Regions from separate parts of the Mus musculus genome. Here region 1 is linked to region 2. The links are chromatin loops, found by intact Hi-C in ENCODE. Cell type or tissue: heart. All regions are shown on one strand. Each heading gives the region's core, and the rest is flanking DNA. Links, peaks and the distances in the headings are about the cores only. Region 1 overlaps Jazf1 (JAZF zinc finger 1). Region 2 has its middle 76 kb from the start of Jazf1.

Region 1 (8,592 bases), core at 444-8,443, 110 kb before region 2:
GGAGAGGGTTTACGGAAAGGTTTTCTCAGAGGCTCGGCTTTCTGAGCAATAGAAGGGACTCTTAGAACTTGCCCTAAGTTGTATGGGTGCACAGAGAAGGAATGCTGGAAAGTTCCTGTATGGTGTTGGTAAGAAGTCAGCAAGAGTCAAACAGGCCAGTTCTCCCCAGCAAAAACATTGCATTTAGAACAATACCAGATTCTTTCCAGAAAGACTCAATTCAACGTTTATGCTATCACCTTATATATTCTCCAAGACTAAACTAGACATTTTTCAATACAGCATGCCCTAAGAACAAAGTTTCTGCCATTAACAGAAACTAAGCAACAACAGAGACAAAAAACAAATGAAACCACTGAACTTGGGTTTTGGTTCTTGCTTTGATCCCCGTACAAGCACATTCGGCAGCCGCTACGCCTTCTCCTTCAGCATCACATGAGCTTCTGAAGCTGGGTGTCAGTGCATGGCATTATCTTAAGCTAAGCCTTGAGCTGGGTGTCAGTGCATGGCATTATCTTAAGCTAAGCCTTGCAGATTTTTTCTCTAAACAACAGCTTGTAGTAATACTTTCAACTGTGGCTGGGGAGATGGTTTGGTGTTTAAGAGCACTGGCTGCTCAGTTCCCAGCGCCTGCACAGCAGCTCACAGCCATCTGTAACTCCAGTCCTAGGGGATCGGATGCCCCCTGCTGGCCTCCACAGATATCGGGCACAGATGTGGCACCCAATCATACATGCAGGCAAAATAACTCATTCAAATAAAGTTCAATTTAAATTTTTAAAAAGAAATAAATATATTTAATTATTTATCCTCTCTGACTCTTTCACACTCACTAAGGATTGAACTCAGGACTATCCTATCCTATCCTATCCTATCACTGAGTTCATACTTCATCAAAAATATTACAAATTAATAATGATCATAACTGATTCATAACCTATTACTGAGTTTATGCAGTTAAGAAAAAACTATATTTAAAAGAATAACAGCTAAATTATAGAATTCCTGCAAAGAGGATTTTTTTTTTACCACTTTGATAAAGTATCTGAGAAATTAGTTTAAAGGGCAAAAAAGTTTATCTGAATCAGTTTCAGCCCATGTGTCTGTTGCTTTGGGCCTATAGTTACACCGAATGTCATGGTAGAGCACAGGCCCAGAGATACTCGTTCACTTCGGAGCAATAGGAAGCAGAGACAAGAGGAGATTGAGGTCCTAATATTCTCTCCAGTAGGCCTACACCCTGAATATCCCACCATCTTCTAATAGCACCATGGGGATGGGAAACAAGCCTTAAAATCGCAGACCTTTGGAGAGGCATACAAAGTTGAAACTATAGCAAGAATGAGGCAGGTCTTGTACTAATACAAAGAGATTCTTAAGAAAGATTCAACTAGACTGGTGCAATGGCTCCGAGGTCAAAAGTACACACGGAACCTGCAAAGGCTTACAACTGCCTCTGGCTCTAGATCCAGGGGATGGCCACTTTCTTCTGGACTCCATGGGCACCTGTACTCACATAGACACACACACACACACACACACACACACACACACACACACACTACAGTGTTTCGAGTCAACATGCCTAGGAATGAAGAATCAGTAGTGGAGGACTCATAGCTTCTGCAGCACTGAGGATATTTACAAACTGCTTTAGCACCACTAATCAGTGATTCCTTCTGAACCACAGCCCCTTGAATGCTGGCAGTACTGCCCTTCAACTAAGGTAAGATGATGACCCAGTAAATCAGCTTCAAGTTTATCGCTTACCCCTTAGCAAGGAACCAAGAAAACTTTTCAAGTATTCTCAGCATACTGCATCCAAGGAAACAAACTGCTTGGTCTAGAATGCCAAGTTCTCATTGTGCTCTTCCCATTATTCAGTTGTCAATTTCCCTGCCCAAGAAGCAGACGTTTTCAGAAAACAATGGGGGCTGCAACCTGATTCCAGAGATCCAGACTCTGCCTGCCAATCAGCAGTAACACACTCTGTCATCAAGAGGCCAGGTCACCTCATGGCCAGGGTCCCTTCAGGCTTTTTATAGAACAGTTGGGGAAGAAAGAAGAGAGACAAGAAAGACCAACTTAATAAAAATTAAATTAAATAAGCAACAGGCTAGCATAAAAACAAATATACATATAACCACAGTTTAATTACTGTATAATCATCTATAGTAAATATGCCCATTTGTATTATAAATCAGACTAATTCTTTTAAAAAAGAGCATATGGACAGATGAATAAAGATTTCTAATTTTTCTACTTCAGCTTTGTAAATCAAAATTGAATTTGTTGGGAAATGGCGGATGATTTCCCAGCACTGTTATCCCTGTTCCAAGAAGAGAGACGAGGACGCCAATGCTGGGGAGACGCAGGGATTCATTCCGGTTGGCCTTTTCAAATTTACATTTTACTTCATTTGGGAAATGAGATCACTTTCTGTCTTCTGTTTGGAAAATTATTTTCCACTTAAATGTAAACACATGTTCAATACTGTTAAGGGGACAGAGGTCATGGTGATATTTTGGAGTGACTACTTTTGCCCCTCCTAGGCTGCTCTGTATTTCCTGCAAGAGGACAGAGTAGGGCAAGGGGGATGCCCCAATCTGAAATGGCCAGAGGGCTGCAGCCATGGTATTAGGAGGTCAAGCCTCCCACAGAGATGGAGCACACCTGAGCGCACTAAAAAGGAAGACAAAGAAAGCCCAGAACTGAGAAGAAGCACTGCTCAGGCCCCCTTCCCCGCCTTAATCACAAACTGTCTAGGCTTAACCTTTATCTAACGCTCCATGACTCCTTTTCACTTAGCACTGTGTCTTTTTAATAGACATCCAACAGATAATAGGACAGAAATGGTAGACAGCAACTGTTGTTAAAGGAGCAGGAGAACCCGCTGGCAACAGCCCTGATTGTCCCTTTCTTTTACTAAGAAAGAACATAGGTAAAATAAAATTATTCACTTTTTTATTTAGTTTGAAGAACCTAGCAAACAAGATCAGGTGGCTATTGCAAAACAAGCAAAATACCAGAATCTTTGCATTAACTCCCCAAATCCCCCTGTGCCTCTGCTAGCCAATTCCCTCTACCAGCCCGGCACAAGGATAACTGACTGGCTTCTTTCTGCCTGTAGCATCCTGCTTTTTTTTTCCTGGAATTTCCTATCACTGGCACCACATGCTGGTAGCCTCCGGGTCTAGATAGTTAGGGTCCGTATCACAGGCTGAGCTCTGTGTGTGCCGCAGTGCAGGTGGGGCTTGCTCCTTCGCCCGTTCAGCTGGTTTCCTTCTGCACACAATTACATAAGCTCCATGCTCACACTCTAACACTATGTCTTGACTGTCCTTGATTTATCCTCTGTAAAAACATCAGTCATGGTTCTGGTAAGATACAAAGACAGCCTCTGCCTGGCAAGCCAACAATTTAAACAGAGTTAGAAATGCTTAGATAAAGCAATGAGAAGGGGGCAGCAGAGAAATGGGCAACTTCCTGAAACACTCTCGACACAGGAGACCAGGTATGCATTGAGTTCATAAAGGCCATTTCCCCACTCGTCAGCAAGTTTGTTGGTCATAGTGTGTCTCCTGCACACTGTGAGGTGGTACAGGAACTACCTGTGGCACCTGGAGATTTGGGGATTCCGGGTGTTTTAGATGAGCTACTCTTAAATAAATCTATCTTATGAAGTGCCTAGAGTGTTAAGTACTACAGGGTGTTAACTCTGTGTTTTGATCAACACACTGTACTGACCATAACTGAACTTCCCTTGGTGTCTAATCATTGTCAGCATTCTGACCAAGAACTATATCAGATGTCATCATGGGTTATCACTCTGGCAGCCTGGTGGTTTGCTATTTTAAGTAGCCCTAAACTATTGTGATTGGTTTTCTTTTAAGGGTATGGGTGTTTGGCCTGCATGTATGCCTGTGCACTGTGAGCATGTCTGATGCCCTCAGAGACCACAAGAGGGCGCTGGACTTTTCACACTGTGGATATGTCCTTTCCTCTAACCTACAACTGTTCCTCTTTGGAAATGTCCTAATTATAAAATATTTCCATCATACAGAAAACTCCAAAAAAGAAGAATCCAAGCGCCCACCGCCCAGTTTCATTTTTCAAGTGTTCACAGTGGACACACTTGCTTTGGATTAATTTTTTCTCTCCGGACACTGGTTTCACATTATGAAAGTAGTTTAGCCTTCTCCAAGACATTTGTATGATGGAGAAATCACTCACAATTCACCTCAAGCACTGTTCACATTTTGATGAATTTTATTTTTTCCCTCTTTCAAGGGGGATTCCCACCATGCTGTGAGCATGCATATAATTTGGACTTTCTTTCATAATAATGGTCTAGTACACATGTTTCTTTTGGCTGCTACAAAACTTATCATTAGAGGCTTCAGAATACAATGAGTTATCCTTTTCTGACCAGTCTCATTATTTATTTATGATATTTCTAATTCTTTGCTATTAACCATATCAACCTCAAAATATCTTTACACATATTGCTTAACCTTCTTATTGTTAACGCACCCAGAACACAAGCTTGAGTTTTACACAGGTGTGCTATCTCCTTACCTAGGAGAGTGGCTTCCTGGAACATCTGAGTGAGGCCCAGAAAAGCTTTCATTCACTTACTCAGCAGTCCACTCAGAACACCTCTACTCCATTCCTACTGAAGACTAGAAACTTTATTTTAATGTAGCATAGCATAAGTTAAAAACACTAAGGCAAGGTCTTTGCCCTGAGGCTTTCCAGCTAGCTGAGAGACAGGCCTACTGCTCAGGAAACAAGCAGACAGCAGTGAGGAACAGGCGTGCCTCCATGGCCGTGGTGGTCTTCACAGCCCCAGCACAGCTGCAGACCCACTCACGAGAGGAATCTTTCTTGGATTCTGCATTAAGGATGGGCAGGATGACTCTACTGATAGACAAGGTTGGCCTCACACTATCTGCCCACTAAACCACATTGCTCTGACTTGTGTGAAGAGATGGCACCCAAAACTTTTTTATTCTGAATCCAATGGTATATGGGACAGAAATGGTAACCTCTTTCCCAGCATCAAGCATGGCTTCTGTCCTTTTGGGTAAAGAAACACAGATGTCAGGCACCCTTTCTGGAATGCCAGGAAGCTGATATATGTAAGATGAACTACACAGCTTATCAGTAACTTCTCACAGCTTGCCAACTGAACAACTATATCCTGTTCCTTGCTCCGCTAAAGATTCATTCTTCTTAAGGCCTCTTAGGCTAGAAAATGTACCAAAATATGATGCCAGTGTTAATGAATATGCCCACAGGGCAAATGGGCTCATGGTTCATCAATAATTATTTTTCCTTTTCTTTTTTGAAGACCAAAACATAGACATACAAACAAAACAGATGAGCAGAAAGATTTGAGTCAAATAACCAGGCCCCTTTACCCATTCACTCATGGTTTCTTAGATATTGGCCCCTCTCTTCAGAGACTATGACAAATACCCCAACATGTCCCCTGGTATGACAAACAGGGAGAAGCATGTGGTCAGTCAGCCAACAAGAAGCAGCAGCTGTAGAGGCTTCAGGTCATGAGACTAATAAGCTCACAGAAAAGCACAAACTCCATCGGAATCGTCCACTGGGGTTGGGTCACTTCGCTTTAAACCTGAGTGCTGGCCAAATAGATGGATCTGCTGAAATGCAGGATGCAGCAGCAACGTGCTAGGTACTAATACAGGACAGCTCACTGGCTCTTAACAGGCCACTCCTTGTCTTCTCCTTGTCCATTTTCTTCCTCTGTTGTCTTTCCCACATTGATTGTAAACATGTAACAGTGTTGACTGTTGAAGTGACCTCTGCAGATGATCCCACCTAAAGCAAACAGCACCACGTGGCCTGAGGGCAAAGATAGCTTGCACTAGAAGGCTTCACCTTTCCGAGTGCTGCAGCTGGGAGCACCTAGGTTCTTCAGGAACCTTCTAGGTTATTTTAGAGAGGCTGACAGAGAAAGAAGTGTCTCTCAGAAAGAGAAACCACCTTGGTGCTAGTAACAGACAGGTACAAAAAACTCGAGGAAATGGTACTCAAGTCCTGCCAGAGCATTAGAGGGTGGGACAGCAGGACTGAATGGAACAGGGCGAACAAGCTATAGACGTGTGGGAACTGCCAGTATTTTGGAATAGATGCTGATCCAAAGGGCCCTCTTAAAATTTTAGACTAAACACACACACACACACACACACACACACAAAACCAACCAAACAACAACAACAACAAAAACAGGAAATAAAGGCAGGGTGGGAGGGCACAGACTGACAAAAACAATGTTATATTGTAAGGAAGAGTTTGGAAGCAAAACACCTGCTATCTCATTCTTCATAAACACCGTCCTAAGAGAAACTTAATACACACACTCATCTCAGAAAAAGGGCAGGATGACACATACAGCTTTAAAAACTGCCACTCCAATGTGGCTAACCTTTATTCCCATTTCTCTGCGGGCCAGGGAAATGCTGTCACTGCGTTGCTTCAGGCTAGTTCCTCCAGAGCATAGGAGGGCCTTCTCCACCTCTCCTAAGATGCCTAGCAGCTTACTGCATTCCAAGGTGAGGACAGTCAGGAAGTGCTGGGTTCGTGGATACAGAGCCAACATGCTTTTGGTTCCACGTGTCACCAGGCACCCATGATACCTTGACATTCAAATCTCTTATCCAGATATCCAAAATTCTACCAGTCACATGTGTCTTCAGGCTGTGTATGAAATACATGCAAATTATTTCAAAATATTCAAAATAGTTCGTGGACTTGATAGATAAAAGGTAGCCATGGAATTCCATGAATGAAGAATCTATACTAAAAGACAACAGGCTGTGTAAGAGTCATGCACACACAAAGGATAAGACAGACCTCATACAGCAGCCTTAGAAACACTATACAGACAGTCTGAAAGGCAGTAGACTCGCACAGTGACAGTTCTCTGGACTAGGGCTGTGCTTTATGTTTTGTGTGTCTTAATTTTCTACAATATATTTTCATATTTTTAAGACTCATCTTCATTTTCTACAATGCATTCAAAACCAGAACATGAAATCTTTTTGGTTTTCAAAGTGTGAGGGTCATAACTAACAGTGTTTAAAAACAAACAATCCCCCAACCTTCATTTTGAAATTGTGACAGTCTCAATTCAATAAAAATTCATAATAATATTTCTCATAATAAGAGATTGTATACACGCTGATGCGCACTTGCTGGTCTTTCTGCCTTGGCCTATCTAATTATTTTATTTGTAGACTACTCAAAGCAAATCAATAGCTCTGTGCCTTTCTGTTCTTGAATTCTAACATGATAAAGTAGAGATTTCAATGTGATCTAACATAGAAACAAAATCCATCCAGAAAAATTGATGGATCAGATATTCTTAAAAACAACAACAACCACCACAAAAATATAGACATGAATCTGAGCAGAGGGGAACAGGGCTGTTTAATAGATGTGATGGTTTTCAGGACTTCTAAACCACTACGTAGAGGATTCCCCTATCTAATTTCTCCAACAATTTCACAGAGATTTCTTCTGAATGCCAAAAACGTTTTTGAAGTAGGAATTAAAATAAATGATTTGATTGACCACTCAGCAAAACGAAATCTAGTTCCCGGGATAAGTAACCTGGTCCCTGCTCCCAAGCCCCGCCGCTTTCTGACAAGTACAGACATTTTCCCTCTCCAAGTCAGCGCCTTCGCTTCTTCTGGCCACACAACTGAAAAAGGATCTTAATCCACTCACAGTTCCTCCCCTAAGAAGATTAAAAAGAACGTATCCAGGAAATGTCATAATGATACAAGTGGCTGTGGCAGGTCAGTGACAGATAGATGGATGGATGGATGGATGGATGGATGGACAGACAGCAAGGTGCTGCGGGTGGGCAGAGTGACTGGAAGGGGGTTATGGGCATGAAAATGAAGGCTAGCGAAGGGGAAGCCAGGGAGGACACACAGGTCAGAGAACACAAGTACTGGCATGCTCAGAAACACAACACACTCACAGATTTGTGAATAAGCAGGGCTTTCCTAACTGTGGTGCCCAGCCTGTTTAAAATCGACTGCGTTGCACTTTCACAATGGGCAGTAAGGATTGGTTTCTTAGTTTCTAACAAGAATCTGTAAAATGTATACATTACATAAAAGGCAGGTTGAGCTACCTAAGTATATACAGCTCCTATACGCCAATCTCCAGTTCATCACAGTTCCCCTTGGAGTAGAAACAAAGATGGAGATAAGGCTTGAGCAGACACTGTCTCCCTGCAACCTAACAATCTGCCTTGGGGCCAGGCCAGACGCTACTGTTCATGTAGTGAGAGGTCCCCAGCCTGTACCCAGCACTGGCGCTCCTTTCCACACTGCACTACCTGCAGGGCTCTCCATCTCCCCTCTGGCTAAGCACAGACTGCCTTGCCCACCGGTCTCTGCACACACAGTCACCAGTGAGTGGTGTGACCCTGTTCTACCACTCATTCTTCCTTCTAGGCCCTGCTCCAAGGCAACTCTGAGGTTTGATCCTGTACCTCTTTCCATGTTCTCTGACCTCATCTGCACCTCTCTACTCAGTCCTAGAGCA
Region 2 (8,592 bases), core at 389-8,388:
GCCTTGCCTGGTTACAGGAGATGGCTGGTTCAGGTTCTGGATCCCTCATTGCTAGGAGTCTTATCTAGGGCCACCCTTGTAGATGAGTTTCCATTGAACTAGGTTTCTACCTCACCTCCAAAATGCCTCTCCCAGTATTCTTGCCCTCCATCTGATCCCTGTTGTGGTTCTTGAAATGGGGACTCACATTGTAGCCTAGTCTAAACTTGAACTTGAAACAACCCTACTGCCTCAGCCTCCTGGGCACCAGGATTATGGAATTAAGCCTCCATATGTGGGTTGACAGTAGGTGTGACAGAAAATGGTTACTACAAACAGACCCTCTTTCTGGCACCCAGCATAGATTGCTCCCATTAATCTGCTTTTAGTAGGCCTGGGACTCTTTATATATCACGATTACTATGTTTCAGCCTGGTGTTCATATTAGAATTTTACTTTCTCTGTAGTAAGTCTTTCTGATTAAATGATATAGCTAAATTTAAAAAGTGAACAAGGAGGATGGGGAAAGCATATAAAGGTGATGAGGGAAAATCCCACTTCATTCTCCCCACCCCCACCCCCAGCTGCTCATTCACTGCCTCCCAAGTCATCTGTTATAATTAACTTTCTCACATATCCTGCTGAGAAAGAGTTCATATGCAGGAAGTATCTGCTCTCCATTCACAGCTATGCAACGACTCTTCAAAGCTCATTACATCTAGCAAAACACAAATCCCATATCCATGAAACAACTCTGAAACTTTCCCCTCAGCTCTTAGGAGCCATCAGGCTACAGTCTCTGGGACATTGACTACTCTAGGGACTCCAGGTGAGCATCTTTATGTCATATTTATAATTTTGTAACTAGCTTATTTCACTTAGGATAATGCCATCAAAATTTCTCTACACTGTAGCATAGATCATGGTTTCTTTCCTTTGTTAAGACCGAATAACCTCCCATCATGTGGTTATACCACTGTTTGCTTATCTGTCCATTCATGGGCACTGTGGTACTTCTGTGTTTGGATTAATGATACTTACTTCTATGAACATGAATTGTAGGTATTTCATTAGAACCCTGCTTATAATTCTTTTAGGTATATATCTAGAAGTAGAATTTCTAGATCCTATGGTAATCCTATTTTCGTTTTTTTAAAAAACTGCCAAAACATAGTGACTGTGCCATTTTGCATTCTTACTAGAAGTATATAAAGGTTCCAGTGTTTCCACATCTGTTACCAACCTTACTTTTGGAGGCTTTGATGGGGCATTCCTAAGACTATATACAGTACTCTAACTCTAGATCTGATTTGCATTTCTCAACTGAGCAACATGGTTGAGCTTCCATCCCTTGACATGTCACTGGCCATTTACAGACCTTAAGATGGTGACTAAGGTCTCGCATCATCTGTTTTAAATCAGGGGTGGCTGTTCTTGTGGTCCTGTATTCTGGCATCACTTCCCATTGTTAGACACATAAATGGCATGTGAGCTCTTCTTGCCTCTGCATCCTTTGGTTGTGTCCTTTGATGCTCAACTCCTAAACACCGGTGTAGCTTAGTTTATGTACTCCCATTGCCTGTGCTTTGGTCTTATATCTCCAGAAGCCATTGGTAAGTCTGTGGGTAGGCCTTCCCTGTTGTCTTTTGAGCAGGTTTTAGTTTTACCGCTTATGTTCAGGTGCTGGATATATTGTGAGTTAACAGCTAAATGGTGCAAATCAAGCCAATGGCTCTGTCTTCAGCTATTTCTAAGTTCTGTAACTCATCCACAGAGCCTTTGCATTTCAACAATTATAGTTTTGCTTGCTTAAATGTAGCTTGATTCCCTCATGAATCTGCCTAGACATTTGTTATCATTTGCTATTTATAAATATTTTACTCTTTGAATTTAGGAAGCATTTCTTTTTTTATTGTAATATGATCTGAGTATTTTATTCTTTCTTTTTTTCTCTTTCTTTTTTAAATTTATTTTTCATTAGGTGTTTTCTTCATTTACATTTCAAATGCTATCCCCAAAGTCCCCCAGACCCCCCCCCCACTCCCCTACCCACCCACTCCCACTTCTTGGCCCTGGTGTTCCCCCATACTGAGGCATATAAAGTTTGCAAGACCAAGGGACCTCTCTTCCCAATGATGGCCGACTAGGCCATCTTCTGATACATATGCAGCTAGAGATAGGAAGCATTTCTATACAGACATGTTTTATTTGTGATAACTGACACCCAAGGTCCATTGGGAGAAGGATTTTTCAATTTTTGGGTGTAGTTTCTGTGGACTCTTAGGGTGGCTTGTTCTTGTGTATTCTTAATTTTTTAAATTGTAAAATTCATGTTTTACTTAGCCAATCCTTTACCAATTCAACAAATATAAATTGAGTGTTTACTATCTCTAAGATATATGTATATGTTGAGAGAGAGAGACAGAGAGAGAGAGAGAGAGAGAGAGAGAGAGAGAGAGAGAGAGAGAGAGAGAGAGAGAGAGAAGGTTTGGGTCTTTTGAGACATTTGTTGGTTAGGACAGCAGAGGCAGAGGTTTGAACTCTGTGCATACCAAGCACTTACAAACCAAATTATCTCCCCATCCCCCGAAGATCTATTAATTGTTAAGCAAAATACAATATGCATCTACAATGGATTGTTATTCAACCTAAAGAAGAAATGTTGACATATTCAAAACATACATGAAAGTTGACCTTATAAAATAAATAAATTAAGCCAGCTTAAAAAAAAAAAGCCGTATAAACTGGGTATGATTTAAATCCAGTGAGGTGCCTAAAATAATCAGTTCAGAGGAGAATATTGGTTGCCAGAGGTTTGTGGGAGGCTGAGGACAGGAGGCTGTCAGCTATGGGGAGAGTTCTGCATGCAGGCTGCCTTGTAATAAGAGTGTACTAGCATTGCTGTTCGGTACACTTAGAATGATTGCCCGGGAGAAGTTGATGCTATGTGTCTGTGTCACAACTAACATTTAAAAGGTTAAAGAACAAGAACGAGGGAGAGACATTAGAGATAGTAAGTTTGGAACTGTTCCGGGAGGTTCTTTCGTAAGGGAGACAGATGATGACAGAAGATAGGTCAGGAGTGTTTGTGCCTATTCTAGCCTGACCTGTCTGTTCAGATGCACAAGGAATTGTATTTATGGATACAAGATTCCCTATAAGAAGGAAGCATTAGCAAGGTTCAGGCAGAAATTGTTAGGCAGGTGAGTTTTGTGCCTACACTAGGCTACTAGTGCCTACAATAAAATACATTAGTGTTTTTTCTTTGATATTTAGTGTTGAATATAGATCAGATACAGTTGTTAATACTTGCTACTTGGAAAACACACAAATTAAGGCTTTATATTATCTTCAACCGTGGGAGCCACATATGGAATCTTAGGAGACTGATGTGCTAGAGAGCTGTGAGGGTGGCCCTCGGCCCACATCCCGCCCTTCTGCTTCTAGCAATTCCTAGGTCTTACGGAGGCATTAAGAAAAATGGGAAATTTCACCTTCAAGTTTCATTTGGTTGCATTTTGCTGTATATGAAAAAATTAAAAAATGACTATTTTTGAAAATAGTTGCCAGTGGGATAGAAAAATATCTGTTTGGGAAGGAAAAATTTGTGTAAATTTTCTAGAACTTTTACCTTGGACCATGCAGTGATTTTTTTTTTTTTTTTTTTTTTTTTTTTTGGCTTGGGCAATTTGAAAGTGCCTAGCTATCTACCTTCCAAAAAACGGGCCTGGTAAATTTTGTGACTTGCCAGTTTGTGTGAACAAAATGAGGTCTTTATAAAAATCTCAATTCGGTTTCTGAAAGAGATTGATATAGCTGGACAGTTAACAGAAAGGTCTGCTCTACTTGGGCCTGAAATTCCTTCTTTGGGTTACAGACTCTCTGCCCCCTGGTGGCCTTCCAGGGGGCTGCTTTGGTTGCTTTGGGTTTTTCTTCAATGCAGGCTTTTGTACCAAAGTCTGGTTTGATAATTACGTGGTTGCCTGGCTGCAGGTCCTTAGAACAATTATGCATCAGGCTTTTGCTTGTGTGAGGAGGCTGGGTCCCAGCCTGGAAATGAAATGTTTAGAAGTCATTTAGTTCACTTGGATGACCAAAGACAATCTGATAGCCAGGCATGCCACAGTCTGCATGTGTTTTCTTTCTGTCTGTCCCCTTGAAGACAGTGTGATGGCAAGAACACTGGGGGAAATATAATAAAGGAATCAAGATCACCCACAGCCTGTCAGCCACAGGGTCCTCACAGTGAGTGCCGTTGCTTCCTAGGAGTCTCTGGGAGTGAGAGTTATCTGTAACTGTTTGCATCACAGACACTAAACTCTAAGCACATTCAGGTCATAGAGAGCATGGAGCAAGATAAAGACGATGGACCCAACCCAACCCAACCCCCAGCTTGCAGGCTAAAAATGGGCTCACATTTCAAAAGTCCCAGAGACTAACATGTGGTGATAATTATGCCAAATTCAAATTCCAGTATCCAGAAAGGAAGTTTTATCGAAACTACATGTTTATTTATGCATCATTTGCACACGCAGAGCAAAATGGTAGGTAAAATCAGAAGTGCTCACATCTTCCCGTTATTAAAAAGGTTATCAGCTTTGATGTGAGATTAGCATTTCAAAACCCTCAATGTTTAAAAAATATGGCATCAAAATTATAATTTAGTCATTTAAAAATTCCTATAGAGTTGAAGATGTAGCTTACTAGTAGGGTATTTGAATAGTATATTAGATCCCCAGAAACACACACACACACACACGCACATACACACATGCACATACATGCATGCATGCACACACAGAAATATAAATGTATGTTAATTATCAACATTTTCCAATTTATTTCATTTTTTCCCTGTTTTAGTTATGCAAAACAAAAAAATGTATAGGGATTGTGGAATTTCACTGTTAAAATAGAAGCAGTCCATGCTCCCGATGAATTTTCACATATACTACTATGCCAACTCAGTGTTTAATATTTTGGGATGTATAAACGATGTTTACTGGGTACCTCACAGGCGTCTGTGGGTGTAAAGGTCTATGTGAGCTTTAGCTTTCTTTTACACATTCTTTTCTACCTTTTCCTAACCTAATGAGCTGCTGCTGTCTTGGGCAGGGGTTAATGGCCTTCTCCCCTCTCCTCCTTCACTGTGGCTGTCCCTGCCCTCTTCCAGGTGACCTCGTGTGGCAGACACCTTGAGAGGGTAAACTCACTGGGAGTTTTAGCAGTACACCTTTGAGAAGTGAGGGAACTGCCACCCACTTGTTCTTGCGTCAGGGAGAGGCTCCTTTAGCGGTATGGAGTGGTCTGCCTTTCCTAGAAGGGTAGGAGTAGAGGAATGCTCACTCTCTTGCCGAGGAAGGCTGGGCACTTCAATTGGTCTCTGCAGAAATGGCTAGAAGTGTAGATGCCCCCACATGTGGCCCAACAGTGCCTGTCTGACCACAGTGACACAGGAGGTGGCCCTTCTCCCCACTCCCCTGCCCTGCCAGTCATCTTCCCAGCCACCTTGACTGCCTTCTCACACAGGTACCAATTTATAGTCAAACTCCAGTTTGTGAGTGGATAAGCTTTTCACACATCACCCACATCTGTCCAAATGCCTTTTAAAACATGTGAACTATGGCCTCCCAATTCAGCGCTGTTTCACTGTGGACAGGATTTGCATTTCCGTCATGGCTATGGGTTGAGAATCTTCTCAGGTGCCTATCAGATGTAGATGTCTTCTGCAGAGAGATATCTAATTCTCTTGGTTGCGTTCCTGGCCTTTACTTTGTTGAGCTATACATGTTGTGATATATGCTAGGTAAATTATCTTATCAGAAGTATTATTTGAAGAATTTTTTTCCATCCTATGGATTGCCTTGATGTTATGAACACTTTTAATTTAATGAAGTCCAATTAATTTATTTCTCTTTTGTCGTGGTGCTTCTGGAATTTTCCCTGAAGATTTACCCTTAGTCCAGGGCTGTGGAGATTTGTGCCCATGCATTCTTCTAGATGCTGGGAGACTTACCTCCCCACTTATTTCTGTACTATTTTAAGCTAGTTTTGGTGTTTGCAGGAGACAGAGGCATACACATTTAAGAATGAAATCTAAAGCCATGTTACATGACAAACACTCAGCTTTTAAAATGCTGTCCAAAAATAAATTTACAGTCACGGTGAACTAGTAGCTTTAAGTTCCTAAAACGTCCTGCTTTGAAGTTTAGTAGAATAGACATTTCAATGGATTGTCACTAGGCTAAACTTCAGAAAGATATTTAAAAGGATGCTTTCTCCTTTTACAATCTGGGGAAGGGATTGACAGTGGCTGCTGTCTGAGAAGGTCCGTATGACAGAGCTCTGCATTCTTATTTTCATAAGAATGATGGTCATAGGAAAGACGTGGAGTTTCCCTAAATGTGTTTCCCTAGCTACTATGGTAAGTGCTCACATGCCGGTCTGTATCTTAACCATCTCTGCTGTTTGTCCCATGTCCAAGATGAGGGTTACTGCTGTTAGCCTATGTGAACAGTGACTTGCTCAGTTCTAAAGAGTGCATGGAACTGAGCAATAAACATCTTCTAAACTATGTGATCAACTGTATATATGGTCCCAACCAGAACTATTAGCTGTAACACATGCCTTCATATTTACTTGTAGAACTGAAATCAATTATCCTAAAACCAGTAACAGGGTTTTTTTGTTTTTTGTTTTTTTGTTTTTTGTTTTTTTTTTTTTTTTTTATGTGCAGAAGACATTTAAGGCAGGAAACAAATACTGGTCTAGTTTAATATTTGCAATAAGTACCAAAAGGTGCCCCCCCCCCCGGCATATCTTAAGATGAACTCTAGTTTGTTTTAATAAACTATATGGCTGAGCTAGCCCAGGCAAAGATATGCAGGCCAGTGGAACATGCTCTGAAGGCACTTCAAGGTGGACTCTCTGTACTGCAAAGTCTCCGAAGAAGCAGTCTCTCCTTGAAGGCTATGGTGTCTGATCATTAAGCCTCAGTGAACAGAAAGTATGTACCTGAGTTTCATTCCTTTTTACCATGCTAAATTGAATTTGACTTGGAAACAAACAGGCTTTTTTTTTTTTTTTTGAGTAAATAGCAGCTGGTATATGTTGGAGAGTTTTTTCCCAGTTCTTACTTCTTTCTTTATCATCTTTCCCTCTGCTATCTACACCCCTTCCAGTTTGCCGTACTCAGATTACCATTCCTGATTTCTCTGTCTTCTTCCCCGAGGAGTTGCTTCCTTCACCCAACTGCTTATAGAAATAAACCAAGGCTTCTCTTTCTCCCAACCACCTGCTCAGTATGCATTCGGGAGACCAATTATAACTGAGAGGAAAATCCCCTTCGAACAGCTGATTCAGAGCATGGATTTGGAGGCTTATCTTCTGTCTGCATCATAGGGTCATGCCAGGGTCATCCCTTGAGCAAATGTCTCTTTGGCTCCTACCGAGCTTATCCTGCAATGTGCATATGGGGCCCTCTTTCTTTGGTCTATGAAACTGTTGAGCAGAAGCACCCCTTTGACATTCTAACCAGAGTCTTGACATCACACAGTACACAGCATTGCAGAGTTTGACTGTGTGCTGAGACCCTCCCTGAGTACTTTCTATTGATTTCTTTAAAAATAATTATTAAAGAATAGGGTAGCACTTCTCAGACTCCTATCCTAGATCCTGCAGCAGTGTCACAGAAATGACAATTCCAGTTCAGTTGCTCTGTATTTCTACCAAGCTCTCTACCAAACCTGATGCTGTGGTCCACAGAAGCACTGAGTACCCAGTGCTAGGCACTGCAGCCTGGAAAGAACTCAGGGTTCTTCCTGACAGCCCAAGGATTTCCTTTGAACAGCTCTCTGACTTGACTGAGTATGCATTCATGTATTGTCTCCTCTACATAGTTCAACTCTACCCTTGCCATCAGCATATGTGCTGAAGGATGCTTGTCTACATGTCTGCTTCCTAGGTTGTGAAAGTACAGAGTAGAGATAAACTGTTTTTTAATGTGAGGAGCTAGAACATCACCTGGAAAAAACAGTAGGAATTAGACAAATATTTACTGAAGAAAAACAAAAAACCTTCCACCTACCAACACATACACACATTGTAGTGGTTTGAATGAGAATGGTCCATATGTATCTTGGTTCCCAGTTGGTGGAATTGTTTGGGAAGGATTAGGAGGTATGGTCTTGTTGGAAGAGGTGAGACACTAGGTGTTTGCTTTGATGTTTCAAAAGACTCCTGGGATTCCCAGTAAGTGCGCTCTCTCTCTCTCTCTCTCTCTCTCTCTTGTGGTTATGGATAAAAATGTGACTTCTTAGCTGTTCCTTTGCTCTGCTGCCATGGATTTCAAGGTTCTCAGATTGTAAGACATATTAAATACTTTCTGTAAACTTCCTTAGTCATGATGTTTTGTCATGGTAATAGGGAAGTAGCTAGTATATACATAGATAAAATTCATAAAGTTAAAATCATCTTTCCCAAACACCTACATAGACTGAAAGAGCAACAACAGATGCAGAGACCTAGCTGTACTATATGGAGATCTGAGCTGTGGTTGGTTGAATTGCACCCTCCCCATACATAGCAAAGTCCTTATCCCCAATACCCAAAATT

The links. Peaks named below come from ENCODE experiments on the same cell type or tissue, not always from the same donor. Only the 100,000 strongest peaks of a DNase experiment are listed, where the experiment ranks them.
Region 1: it touches region 2 in a loop (7-fold over the local background); 13 of 42 quality-filtered maps call a loop at or near these places.

Annotation. Positions count from the first base shown.
Region 1 is chr6:53,028,973-53,037,564 of GRCm38, forward strand. All of the region lies in intron 1 of Jazf1 (JAZF zinc finger 1), which reads right to left. Among named protein-coding and RNA genes, the nearest start is that of Gm33097, 35 kb to the right of the region's middle. In heart, for the core only: CTCF peaks have their summits at 701 (motif pointing left) and 3,961 (motif pointing right); no DNase peak of the experiment used is centred there; H3K27ac peaks cover 1,683 bases.
Region 2 is chr6:53,140,333-53,148,924 of GRCm38, forward strand. No RefSeq gene overlaps it. Among named protein-coding and RNA genes, the nearest start is that of Jazf1, 76 kb to the left of the region's middle. In heart, for the core only: a CTCF peak has its summit at 3,882 (motif pointing left); no DNase peak of the experiment used is centred there.